2 separate regions of the Homo sapiens genome follow, and region 1 is linked to region 2. The links are chromatin contacts, found by Hi-C or POLR2A ChIA-PET in ENCODE. All regions are on one chromosome and are shown on one strand. Each heading gives the region's core, a stretch centred on a gene start or an enhancer-like site at or near the end of the contact. The rest is flanking DNA. Distances are from core to core; before and after follow the strand shown. Region 1 overlaps SORBS1 (sorbin and SH3 domain containing 1). Region 2 overlaps PDLIM1 (PDZ and LIM domain 1).

Region 1 (6,566 bases), core at 3,366-5,865, 160 kb before region 2:
GCCTGTAATCCCAGGACTTTGGGAGGCTGAGGCGGGTGGATCACCTGAAGTTAGGAGTTCGAGACCAGCCTGACCAATGTGGAGAAACCCCATCTCTACTAAAAATACAAAATTAGCTGGGCGTGGTGCCACATGCCTGTAATCCCAGCTACTTGGAGGCTGAGGCAGGAGAATCACTTGAACCCGGGAGGCGGAGGTTGCGGTGAGCCAAGATTGCGCCATTGCACTCCAGCTTGGGCAACAAGAGTGAAACTCTGTCTCAAAAAAAAAAAAAAATGTTCTCACCTGGATTGAGTCCCCCAAGCACTCGGGTAACCTTGGACCAATCATGTACCTTTCTGTGTTTGTTCTGCTTCCTTTCCTCCGGAGAATGTCACAGGTCTAAAGGAGAACACATTTGGCCTTGTGAAGTAGAATGCATAGTACGCCTCTCAGGCTGTGTTAATACGAACAATAATCTGCCCCAGCTGAGAGCCAGCCCTTGGCAGGTAGCCCTGAGAGTCAGTCAGGAGCTGACACACCAAAGCCCGCTCAAGCTGAAAGAGCAGCACTTCCAAATCAGATGCCGGCTGGGCTATCAGCAGGTGACCCAGCATGGAGAACCGCAGGCCAGTGCTTGGGCAGGACATGACCCCACCGGCTCCCATCGCTGCCTGTGCCGCCAGTCAGCTGATAGGCGGGATGCAGCTGCACTGTGGGAAGGGTACCACTTCTCCCACAGGCAGAGCATCCTGCCCTTCCCCTTACCCACATCCAGTCTGGCTGCCTGTCATGGATGACACATGAAGGCAAAGAGAAAGTGTTCTGGTCAGTGTTCCCACCTAAGTGCAATCTCTCTGATGAGCTGCGGATGCCAGCTAACATCACTGTTAATTAACTCCTGCTGGGTTCAAAGTGAACCTGGGTGTGCCCCTGTTCAAACTGTTTCTAAATATCGAAGTGCTCTAAATATTGAGGCGTTTAGCATTTCCAATGAAGAGTAAATCCGCTGTGGTTGGGTGGATGAGCGTGGTCACAGTGGTGAAACTAAATGCTTGGATTTCTGTGATCAGATGGGGTCATCTCCACTCATCACTTCCTGAAGTCACTGCCCATTTCGTCTTGCAATCTGTGACTCTCACCTTTAGACCCAGCTTTGGAAGCCTAACTGCAGAGACATTAATGCATGTAAATGTGCAAAATATGTAATTTTGCCCCACAGGCAGCTTTGGTGTTCTCATGTTATAGTTCTTAATCTAAATTGTAGGTGCTAAACAAAACTACCTGCCTTAATGGTAGGCAGAGGTATTTGAAAAATTAATGATCTACTTGTTTGCTGAATGTCCACAATACAAGCTTTGATTTAAAAAAATCATGTTAGGATAGCATGTTTATTACATACTATTTATTATCATACTTAATATTTCTTGCCTATCAAAAGTAAAAACCTGATGCTTTATGTTAAATGTTTCTTGCCCATTGGAGCCTGTTCATGGCAATTCTTTGTCCAAGAAGAGTAATGGTATTGTCTCTTTCTATGTGTCTCGGTAATTCAGGCAAAAGGACTGGATTTTTAAAAGCAGTTTGAATTTCTTTCATATCACTAGTGAAGCTTAGTATGTTCCAGAATTCAAGGAGCCTAAATTGTATGTGGATTCCTACTCGTTTATTCTCTCCATTTGTATCTTCCTCTATTCTCTCTCCCAAACCTGCTCCTCTGCCTAGACACTCCTGAAGAAAACCCTTATTTCCCTACGTACAAATTCCCTGAACTTCCTGAAATCCAGCAAACTTCCGAAGGTACCATAAACTTAGACAGCATATCTGTTGTCCGAGCTTTAAATTAATTCTTATAGTTCCATTGTAGGCATAAGATTTGGGCTTTTAGATTTTATTTTCATAGTCATTTTTGGCTGGTGAAAATTTTATTTCACTCATTTGCATGATGTGCTATGTTAAAATAACTAAATCCTTTCTAATTCATTAATCTATTTTTAAGTGTGATGCCTGTGTGCTTTAATAACACTAAAATAGGTAATCAGTCATTCGAAAGAGTCAATTGGGATTTGTCACTTCCTCTACTTCCTGGTGGATAGTTTCAAAATCCACTGCTTTTCTCTGCTACAGAGGACAATCCTTACACTCCCACCTACCAGTTTCCTGCATCTACTCCTAGTCCTAAATCTGAAGGTAATTAAAGGAAAATTGTGTGCCTCTCCGTACTGGTGCTGCTACTTTCTTTTTTACCTTGGGGTTTTTCCTGGTGGCTAAGGGCTGTTTCCCAGTCATTTGCTTCCCTCTAACCTTGTGTTTTGTGGTGGTGTCTCACTCCTTGCTGACTGTATCACCGGAGTCTATCCAGATGGTATTTTAGTCCTATTCCCCTAGGGTTTACATGATTAACGGGGTAGCCAGTGTTAGCTTAGTTACAATGTTTTGAACATGTGGGGCTCTGGTCAAAGCTGCCTTTACCCAACTACCCAAGGCTTTGTACCTGAGGTGGTCACCTGATGCTGGTGGTTGAGCAGTGACTCAGGGAAGCTGAGTCATTATAGCGGGTGGGCAGGAGGTAGATCTGTAACCGTCAACAGGAAAATTACCCAGTTCTCATGCCTGCAACTAACTCTTTTCATGGGCCCTCAGGGTATCTCTCTTTGGTAGGGAATTCCTAAAGAGGTATCCAGGTATAAGATTCAGTCATAGTGGGAGATGACATTTCTTGAAAATAAGGGTTTTAGCTAAGCTGGAAAACATTTAATGAAAGAGCTGGATAGGAATTTGTACCTGCTGGGGAAGACAGTCACATTTGTGTCTAAGAAATATTATTTCTGGGGAAAAAGTCTAAATGTCAAGGAAGTTTCTAAAATGTGAGTTAGGGGCAACATCTTGAGAATTATCCTAATAGCAGGGATTATCTGATCTTTGGATGAGTAATCCAGATGAGGGTGAATAGATACGGTATGGAGGAGGAAGTTTTGTTAAATACTGTTCTAGGATGAGATGTTGAGTGCTCTGAACTTCATTCATTCAAGTAGTATTGAACACTTGCTGTGTGCCAGGCACTGTCGTTGGAAGTAATGCCATGAATAGGACATGTACCCCATCCTCAGAAGTTCCCATCTGGCAGAGAGTTCAGCAAGGTCACTTCAGCTGACTGAGTCCAGTGTGGGGGCAGTTGTGAGAGCGTGTGTCCAGAACGCCACAGAAAACCTTGCCGGCACACAGTGGGCCCTCAGCAATACCTGGAAAACAGCGATGATGAAGGCTTTGGACTGTGGAGCCAGAGTTCTTTCTTAGGGATGAATGCCAGTGCCACCATCTTGATGCTTCTCTACTCTAATCTGCTCAGCAGACCATCCCTCTCAGCCCTTCTCATCATTGGTAAAGTTGTTCATTCAATCATTCACCAAACTCTTACTGATCAGTCATATATGAGATGACACACTGGGATGTGTTGGATACAGTTAAAATACCATAGGCCATTTTTGGTCTCTCATATGCCCCAGTAATTGGTTTCCAACCATTTCATACCTGGGGCCTATTTTGAATGAAAAGAAAGGTCTACCAAACAAACCCAGACTTACAGAACTAAAAGCTGATAATTTAATTCTGATCAGTGTCTTCCTCAAGGCCAAGAAGAGTCTATTTGGTGTAGAGAGCGCAGTCTTTCTGTCTCATGATACTGATTACCACACAAAAGCATTGGTGAAGAAACAACTGACTGAGTTGAGTTAGGGAGTTTTTTCAGAGTAATTTTGACTAGTTGCAATTTTCGATTTGTGCTTTATTTAGACTTGCAAACCCAGCCAAACTCGTAAGATAAGAGTTTCCTTCAAGGCAACAAGCACAGAGCATGCAGAAGGCACAGTATCCCACGGACACAGGCAAAGGAAGGCCCACTTGAAGAAATCCTGTGGAGAGGAACAGTGGCTCCCATCAGACTGGAAGACTGCCTTAGGCCTGCCACAGGCAGCACCCACAGCTTCCACAGTCAGCTTGGCTGTTGGTCCAAAGACAGGGTTTCATGGCCGCACAGCCAGAGCTCCTGTGTCATCAGCCACCATACCTAGCAACCCCTGCTGACGATCACGTCTGATTTTTGGCATGCATCAAGTCCAGCATATGGGGAACTGGATTTATTTTGCATAGAGGCATAAACAGTAAGGGATGTCATGATAACTTATCACATATAATTTAGAAGCAAACCTTACTATTTTTTTATTTTCAGAGACCGAAAGGAAGAAATAGTCTTAAAGAATAAAAAGGAAAAAATTAGGTTGGATATAAAAAAATTAATAGCAAAGATGATTAGACTTTAACACAAGTTTCTAAAAAGACATCCTCCCTGGAGATCTTTTAAAAATAGGGTAAATTCCATCTCACGCCCCCACTCCTGCCTAGATGACATATCCGGGCATAGATCACTGATGTATTCAATTAGATCAAGGCTTCTTACAAGTGATGGAAACATTTGAGCTAGATCATTTAAAATAATCACAGGGTTTTTGGTTTTGAGGTTTTTTTTTTTTTTTTTTTAAACCATTTCAAGAGAGTCTCTGGATTTCTTGATCCTTGATTTGTGGTTTTCATGTTGTCTGTGAGCTCCAGCAGGGCCTCATCAGCCCTGTCCGTGGTGCTGCTCCAGCTCTGTGCTCCCCGATAGGTGGCCCTGCGCTCTATGCACATCCTTCTTAACATAGGAAAGATGTATGCCTTTCAAAGAAAGGCATTCAAGACAGATCAGCACCAAGTGGAGGCTCTACCCACAGATGTTAATGTGCATTAAGAAACAGCGTTACTGAGAAATCTGAGCCATCATTCCAGAGTCTCTCTCCTGGGGAGAAGTTTGTTTTTACTGCTGGGTTTTTTTGTTTGGTTTTAATTCAGAATTTGGAACTAGAATTATTTGTAATAAACCTATCAAAGCCTAGCCTAAGGGCTGCCATCTCTGTCTAAATTCTAGTTGTTTATACAGTATAAAAAAGACATTTCTAAAGCTCTCAAAGCTGATCCTCCTCAATAGTAAGGGACTGTGTGAAAGTTTGTTTATGCTGGCTTAGCAACCTTCTTTTTTCCCCCAGCTACAGTGAAAAAGCAAACTTTTGGCCAGACTTTTAGACTATAAATAGAGTTATCATGTCTCAGTCAATGAGGGTTAAAATGTTCTTTTTAAAAAAAGAAAACTTTGGAAATTCCAAGAAGGGGCAGTCACTTTTAATCATTTTGTAATCTTGGAGACTGCTGTCTACGGGATGGAAGAGATGTTAGCAGAAGGGAGGGGGCAAACTGTGCAGAAACAGCTTCAGAAATGCAGTCCCCCACTTTCTTCCCTGCTGCTTTAAGGAACAGCAGTGTGGTGGCCAACATCTCAGCAGCCCAGAGTGGTAATCCTATTAATAATAATAGTCTTATAATGACATAACCACCACCTCAGTGACTATGTGGCTGTCATTAATTGAGCCCTTGCCACATACAAGTTTCTGTGCTGAATATATCACTATTGTTATCTCATTTTCATTCTCCCAGCAGCCCCATGAAGTAACTCTTCATTTTATCAATGAGGAGTATGAGGTTCAGAGAGATTAAGTAATATATGCAAGATTACACAGTAAGTAGCAGAACCAGGATTCAAACCTAGGTGTTTGGGGCTCCATTAACACAGGCTTTTACTCAACGCTGCTATACTGCCCTGCAGATTCCTTTCCCCTTCCTGACTCTGTGTTCTTGCTTGTCCCCTTCTTGTCCAGAGGCTCTCTGGTATCTGACTGCAGGCATTCAGCTTCCCCTGAGTCAGTCCTGCCTCAGTCTGCTAAGCCAGTACCTCCCAGATGGTGCCTGGAAATATATAGTTAGGGACCCAGCACGGTGGCTCATGCCTGTAATTTCAGCACTTTGGGAGGCCGAGGTGGGCAGATCACCTGAGGTCAAGAGTTCGAGACCAGCCTGGCCAACATAGTGAAACCCTGTCTTTACTAAAAATACAAAAAAAAAATTAGCCAGTGGGCGTGATGGCAGGCGCCTGTAATCCCAGCTACTTGGGAGGCTGAGGCAAGAGAATCACTTGAATCTGGGATGCAGAGGTTGCAGTGAGCCGAGATCGCACCACTGCACTCCACCATGGGCAACAGAGTGAGTCTCTGTCTCAAAAAAAAAAAAAAAAAAAAAAAGAATATATAGTTAGGAAAACTCCTCAAGTGATTGACAGACAGGATTGAGAACCACTGGGATGGGGAAATACCACTCTTCCCAGCCCCCAAAAAGAGATGAAGAAAATTGGCCAGATGCAGTTTTGGGAATATGGATATAGGATGAGAATGGAGAATGCAGATTTTATAGAATTAGCGCCCCCTACTCTGAACACGCCCAAATGATGTTGGCTCACTTGGCACATTTGATGTCAAGAAGAGGGAAAATATTTTCAAATAATGGCTCAGAATTTGCAGCAAAACCAGATAACTGGTATGTTACTTCATGGTCCGTGGCTTCTCCTGACTTTCCGTGACCTGTGAGGACCTCCTGGACCATGTCAGTGAGAAGGCGAGTCCAGGTGAAGCCCCAGAGACCAGCTTTTTTCCCATGCTTTGTGA
Region 2 (7,182 bases), core at 879-3,378:
TTGCAGACCCTGCAGGTTGGGTAAACCATGAAAATGTGGAAAGTGCTGGATGTTGCACATTTTGCTTGTGAGGGAGACAAATCCCTCCTGGAAAAATGCAACAGAGAGGCCAGAAAGGTCCTGTGTCCCAGAGCCAGGTTGTGAAGGTTTTCCTTCACTGCGGAGCCCTTAGGTTATGAACATGTAAAATGAGAAAAATCAGGGCTGCCCTGTTGAAGTAGGAGGGGTTTTTGGAAAAATGTCTCTGGACCCTGGGAAGGAGAAGCAAGTCCCTTATGATTGGAGGCCAGTTGGGAGGCCCTGGTTTCCCCTGTGATGGGTTCCTGGGGAGAAGCCCCAGGCCCCTGCTCAGGAAGGATGGTGCCACCTGCTCAGGTGCCACCTGCAGGTGCTTGTCACTGATGGAGTCCCTTCCCTCCCTTGCTTCTGTAGTGGTGTGTTTGTGAAGCTGCGGGACCGTCACCGCCACCCTGAGTGTTATGTGTGCACTGACTGTGGCACCAACCTGAAACAGAAGGGCCATTTCTTTGTGGAGGATCAAATCTACTGTGAGAAGCATGCCCGGGAGCGAGTCACACCACCTGAGGGTTATGAAGTGGTCACTGTGTTCCCCAAGTGAGCCAGCAGATCTGACCACTGTTCTCCAGCAGGCCTCTGCTGCAGCTTTTTCTCTCAGTGTTCTGGCCCTCTCCTCTCTTGAAAGTTCTCTGCTTACTTTGGTTTTCCCTCTGCTTGTAAAACATTGAGTCCCCTCCCTGCCTTGGTTAATTGACTCACACCAGCTGTGCGATGCCCGCTTTTACAATTAAAGGAAAACTGTTTTGTTCAGTGTCACCTTGTCAGCAACACTGTGTCCCTTCGCCCCACCGTTCTTCTCTGCTGCATTTGGACATCAGCCAAATTTGAACCCAATCAAATATAACGTGTCTGACACTGATTTTGTTTTTACTCAATAAATGTATAGACTACAAAGCAGTGTGGTGTCTGTTATCTGATTATGTGTCCCATTTCCTACTCAAGCCTGATGAGATTTCTGAGGCCTGTCTTCTTGTTTTGGGTTTCTTGTTTCTCTCAGATTTACTGGCCTTTCCCCCGCAACTTGCATCTTAACAAGCTCTGTTCTTACATTTCTTCGAAGCTTGCTTGAAATCCTCTTTCTGTAAAGCTAATATAAGATACCTAGCTCTGTTTTTTTTTTGTTTTTGGAGACGGAGTCTCGCTATGTCGCCCAGGCTGAAGTGCAGTGGCGCTATCTCGGCTCACTGCAAGCTCCACCTCCTGGGTTCACGCCATCCTCCTGCCTCAGCTTCCGGAGTAGCTGGGATTACAGGCACCTGCCACCACGCCCGGCTAATTTTTTTGTATTTTTAGTAGAGACGGGGTTTCACCACATTAGCCAGCATGGTCTTGATCTCCTGACCTCGTGATCCGCCCGCCTTGGCCTCCCAAAGTGCTGGGATTACAGTCGTGAGCCACCGCGCCCGGCCCCTAGCTCTGTTTTAATGAAATCAAGTTTTCTTTGCATTGGGCTGTTCTGAGGCTTATCTGAGGAAATGAATGCTTCCCAAATAATAGGTGGGAGCATTAGCAGTTGGCTTGGAAACATTCCCTAGTAAGTCCCTCTTCAGGCTGGTTGCTGACATCACAGCTGCTCCCCTTCATGAAGGGCAGCAACCTCAGGAAAGTGTCCAGCAGCAGCAGAGAGCCCAGGACATGGCCACTGTGTCCTCCTCACAGAGGAGACTGAGGACCCTGGCTGCTAAGAACGAGTCCTGAGTCAAGATCTGAGGTCACCACAGTTTATCTCCTGGTGACTAATCCCTCATGGGCTCAGTGGTGCCCCCATCCCTCCAGACACTGAGACTAAGTGATTGTTATGAGAGGCGGACAGGGTACTCCAAGCAACCCTCTTTCCTCCAAAGGAGCAACCATCTATTCTTGAGCAGTGCTCACCACCCTTGGTAATAGTTCATGACCTTTCATTATGAATGCACTAACATGGTACATACTCTAATAGTAAGAATTGTAATCAGTACCAGGATTTCATACCACAGACTCTGAAGCCAGAATGTACGATGGACAGTTCATGCACGTGAGCTGTTGTAGTGCCACAACAAGCAGAACTGAAACTGTTCAGGCAGAAAATCATGTCATGTTAAAGCTCTCGATTTCTTTTTTTTATTTTTTGGCAGTTAATGAGTTCTTACTTTAAACCCCATCTGTTTCTACGCTTATAAAAGTCAAGGTGGCTTAAACTATGCAATTCTTAGAAATCAACATAAAATGAAAAGTCTCTGAACCACAGCAGGTCTGACTCATTTACAAAGACATTAACAGTCATGATTTGGATTTTGATTGTAAGGAATAGATGAGTCATGGATACTTAGAACTTTCTCTAATCCCTCTCCTCAGATAATGTGCCAATCAAATGTCTGACATTTGTCAGTATTACTTCTTAGGTGTGGGTCTTTCATACAGATATCTTGCTTCCAGGGGAGGCCAAACACCAACAGCTTCAGGTGACCATTATTACTATTCAATATAGCCTGTATGAGGAGTTCATTTCCTGACTGAATGAAACAGAATGTCAGCATTACCACCCCTAAGTGCCAGTTGTGTTATGTGGCAAAGAAGCCCTTCCCTTTTGCCCCCAGTATTTGGCACATACAAATATTTACTGCTCTGCCGGGCGTGGTGGCCCATGCCTGTAATCCCAGCACTTTGGGAGGCTGAAGTGGGTGGATCACTTGAGGTAAGGAGTTTCAGACCAGCCTGGCCAACATGGTGAAACCCTGTCTCTACTAAAAATACAAAAGTTCGCTGGGCATAGTGGTGCATGCCTGCAGTTCCAGCTACTCTGGAGGCTGAGGCAGGAGAATCACTTGAACCTGGGAGGTAGAGGTTGCAGTGAGCTGAGATTGTGTCACTGCACTCCAGCCTGGGTGACAGAGTGAGACTACGTCTCAAAAAAAAAAAAAAAAAAAAAAAAAAAAATTACTGCTGAGAGCAATTTGAGATTTGGCCTATTTTTTGTGCTTCATGCCTACCATATTTATCTGATTGTTTCTCTTTCATGCTTCCTCTAAAATGAAAAGATTGGAAGGAACAGTCTAACTCTGTAGCCATCTTTAATTACTAAGCTTTCAGAAAATTTCTTGAAGAGGAAAAACTCAGCCAGAGTCATGCAGACTGTGATCAAGCTGTTTTCTCTGACTTGGTATGCTCTTCCTGCACCCCTTGATTACTTTTAACATTTAATAAATTTCTGTTGTCTTTCGAGATTGAGCCACCTCCTCCTCCAGACAGGCTTCCTGACTGCCCAGCATGACTTGGATGCCACTCTCCTATGCTTCCATACCCAGGGGACACCTTCTTGGCATGCATCACACAAGACACTAATCACTCATCTCGTGAAAGGAAAGAAGCCTTGCATGAGAGCTGATCCTTTGTCTTTTTCAGCCTTTTCTCCTCGGCACTCAGCTCAGTACCTTGCTAGTGGCAGATAGTCCACAAGCTTGGTAAATCTGTAAATGGGTGATTGCTGCTTCATCGCTGTCCAATAGAAGTATGATGCAACGCATGAATGTAATTTAAAATTCTCTAGTAGCAATGTGAAAAGACAAAAAAAGCAGGTAAAATTAATTGTAATAATACCTTTTTTTTTTTTTGAGACAGAGTCTAGCTCTGTCGTCCAGGCTGGAGTGCAGTGGCACAATCTTGGCTCACTGCAACCTCCACCTCCCAGGTTCAAGCCATTCGCCTGCCTCAGTCTCCCAAGTAGCTGGGATTACAGGCGCGCACCACCATGCCTAGCTAATTTTTGTATTTTTAGTAGAGAAGGGGTTTCACTGTGTTGGCCAGGCTGGTCTCGAACTCCTGACCTTGTGATCCACTCACCTCGGCCTCCCAAAGTGCTGGGATTACAAGTGTGAGCCACCACGCCCGGCCAGTAATACTTTCTTTTTTATATTTTTTGAGACAAGGTCTTGCTCTGTCACCCAGGCTGGAGTGCAGTGGCACAATCATGGCTTCCTCGACCTCCTGGTCTCAAGTGATCTTCCCACCTCAGTCCCCTGAGTAGTTGGGACTACAGGCACAAGTCGCCGTGCCTGGCTAATTTTTATATTTTTTAATAGAGGTGGGGTTTTGCTATGTTGTCCAGGGTGATCTTGAGCTCCTGGGCTCAAGCGATCAGCCCACCTCAGCCTCCCAGAGTGCTGACATTACAGGTGTGAGCCACCGTGCCCGGCCAATAATACATTTTATATAATACTATATATCCAAAGTATTATCATTTCAACATTTGTCACAAGCCACATTTCAAGTGCTCAGTAGACACATGGGGGTAGTGGCTACTGTATTGGACAACACAACTTTAAACACACCTTAAAACAAAGACATCTTGGATTTCTGTTTCCCTTCAAGGCTGCCAGCTTTGATCTGGCCCAGAGCAGAAAAGTGATCTGCAGCAGGTGCAGGCTATAGTGGAAGTGGCTCTGTGCTTGGTTCATGTGATCTAGGAGACCCTATGATGTCAGAGTTTTCAAGATGGTACACCAGTGGGAGAATAAAAACCCAAGCCCCTTGGGTTCTAGAACAAGACTGCCATCTGCAGTACAGAACTTTATGCTTTTCATAAAATAACTCCTGGCATTCTTCCACAGCTTGGATAGAGACAAAGCCCCTGACCATGGGACATCAGGTGGCAGAACTGCCCATCATGATTTGGGTTCTCTCATTCTCATTAGGTCAGAAGGTCAGGCATCTTCCAGAGCAATCCCTCATGAGATGAGAGGAAGGCTTGAGCAGGGCTGAAGGAAATATGTGAGCTGTAGGGGCATGGAAGCCTGGATACTCATTCTTTCTACTGCTGTGCCCCTCCCTTAGCAATTCCCCATGGCTGATGGGGGATCCCGTATGAGCAGCAGATGGTGGAAGAGGAAGCCCAGACTTGATTCATGGATGAGTTGGCTAGGTATGTAAGGGCATGCTGAAATGGTGGCTGCACTGCTGTACTTCTTGAGCTGGCTTTGTAAGGAGAAAAGAAGTCCTCCCACTGGGCAGAGCTTCCGGTAGTATTCCTAATGATCTACTTTGTGTGGCAAAAGAAGTGGCTTCAGTATAAATGTGCCTGGACTTATGGACAGTGGTGAATGATGTGGTTGGCTGATCAGAGGGTAAAGATGAGAAGATCAGGACAAGGAGGTCTGGAGTAGAGGAATGTGGATAGACCTCTGTTAACCCTCATTAGAATAAACCATGGAAGAGACAGTAAGTGACCAGGTTGACAAAATGAATTAACCAATGGACATGAGCCAGCCTGTTGTTGGGCACCCCTGTGTTGGCGTAATGGGTGCGTGGGTGGGGTATCCATGATTGTCAGAGGCTCTACGTGGTTGCAGTAAGATGGGCTTCTATTTCAAGGCCAATCTAGCTATTGGCTGCCAAATGTTCAACCTTCCAGCAAGAATGACCAACTGAACAGTGCTATCTTTTGAAGACACCAGCTAAGCCACTTGGTGGCAAGCTGACTAGCTTGGATCCCTTCCATTTTGGAAAGTGCAGTGATTTATTTATTCAGTCAGGAATAGACCCATATAGGTATATTGGGTTTGCCTTTGCTGTCCACAGGGCCTCAAACACAACACTTTCTGAGGACACAAAGATCTTTAGATCCACTAGCGCAGGATCCCTCATGGCCTTGTGGGACCAAGGACCCATTTTACTGCAAAGGAGGCACAGCAGTGGGCACATGACCATGGAGTCCAGTGGATCTATCACAATCTGCACCACCCAGAAATGGCCAGCATAAAAGGGTGATGGTATGGCCTGTTGAAGACATAGTTGAAATGCCAGCTTATATACGACCCCTTGTGAGTGTAGAGTGCCATTTTCTAGAACATAGGAACACTCAATCGGTGAAATTTACTTAGTGCTGTGTCCCCAAGAGGTAGACGGTATGAGTACAGGAGCAAGGGGGACAGTAAGAGCATTCCTGCTCAGGATAACTCCTTGTGACCCACTTGGGGAATTAGTGCTCCCCACACGATTATCAATTATGAAAACAAAAACAATTAAAAAATTCTTCCAGCTGATTTTTTTTTTTAAAGCAGGCAGGAAAGAAGGCACCTAGACATCTTATCTAAAAATTTTTTTCCGTGTAAACTTATACGAAGGAATCTGGAGTGGGACTTCATGGGTTCAAATCCTGGCTCCACTTCTTGATCACTGTATGACATGGATAAGTCATGTAATCTCTCTGAACCTCAGTTTACTCATCTGTAGACAAATTAGTAATAACAGGAGATTCACAGCTCAGGTAGAACTCAAAGCACAGGGGTTGTCCCTGATAAACACACACAACTTTTGGCCAGGTGCAGCGGCTCACGCCTGTAATCCCAGCACTTTGGGAGGCCGAGGCAGGCGGATCACCTGAGGTCAGGAGTTCGAGACCAGCCTGGCCAACATGGGCAAACCCTGTCTCTACTTAAAAAAAAAAAAAAAAAAAAAAAGCCGGGCGTGGTGGCGGGCGCTTGTAATCCCAGCCAAGGCAGGGGAATTACTTGAACCCAGGAGGTGGAGGTTGCAGTGAGCTGATATTGCGCCATTACACTCCAGCCTGGGCGACAAAAGCGAGACTCAGTCTCAAAAAGCAAAAACAAAAAAACCACGCAACTTTTATATTTAGCCTTGATGAGTCCTGGAGGTACAATTTCTACCTGGTTAACTGGATACATCTCAACTCTTCCCGTGGTTTCGCCTCTTCCCCAGGCTCGCAGAGAAGACGTTGTCCTCGCAATATTTTTAAAAATACTATGCACCAGTCTGCAGGAAAAGGCGCAGGGGGCGGCGAGGCAACCTAGGCCTGCGTGCCTCTGGCTTTCCTTTTGGAGGAAGCTTTCATGCGCGTCCATGTGAAGAGACCACCAAACAGGCTTTGTGTGAGCAACATGGCTGTTTATTTCACCTGGGTGCAGGCGGGCTGAGTCCGAAAAGAGAGTCAGCGAAGGGAGATAAGGGTGGGGCCATTTTACAGGATTTGGGTAGGTAAAGGAAAATTACAATCAAAGGGGGTTGGTTCTCTGGTGGGCAGGAGTGGGGATCGCAAGGTGCTCAGTAGGGGTGCTTTTTGAGCCAGGATGAGCCAGGAAAAGGACTTTCACAAGGTAATGTCATCAGTTA

The links. A loop is a pair of places that touch in the nucleus more often than their neighbours do. ChIA-PET counts read pairs that join two places held with the same protein, here RNA polymerase II (POLR2A). Pooled maps may share reads with other maps.
Region 1: a loop to region 2 is called in a map with no recorded cell type, with 5 times the contacts of the local background. The contact joins two enhancer-like sites. A Hi-C loop is called at or near these places in 2 of 37 single-sample maps with no recorded cell type and 8 of 50 pooled maps. POLR2A ChIA-PET finds 5 or more read pairs at or near these places in 3 of 52 experiments (BJ, H1 and activated T-cell).

The regions. Positions count from the first base shown.
Region 1 is chr10:95,390,214-95,396,779 of GRCh38, reverse strand. It overlaps SORBS1 (sorbin and SH3 domain containing 1), which reads left to right. Exons shown (of 33, transcript NM_001034954.3): 14 at 1,705-1,779; 15 at 2,107-2,169. Among named protein-coding and RNA genes, the nearest start is that of PDLIM1, 100 kb to the right of the region's middle. Within about 2 kb of position 4,615, at least 3 of the 41 ENCODE cell types and tissues checked have a DNase peak (open chromatin) inside an H3K27ac peak, as active enhancers do.
Region 2 is chr10:95,231,362-95,238,543 of GRCh38, reverse strand. PDLIM1 (PDZ and LIM domain 1) reads left to right here. Exons shown (of 7, transcript NM_020992.4): 7 at 433-972. The coding sequence ends at 619. Among named protein-coding and RNA genes, the nearest start is that of ACSM6, 41 kb to the right of the region's middle. RefSeq lists an enhancer at 6,816-7,182. Within about 2 kb of position 2,128, at least 7 of the 41 ENCODE cell types and tissues checked have a DNase peak (open chromatin) inside an H3K27ac peak, as active enhancers do.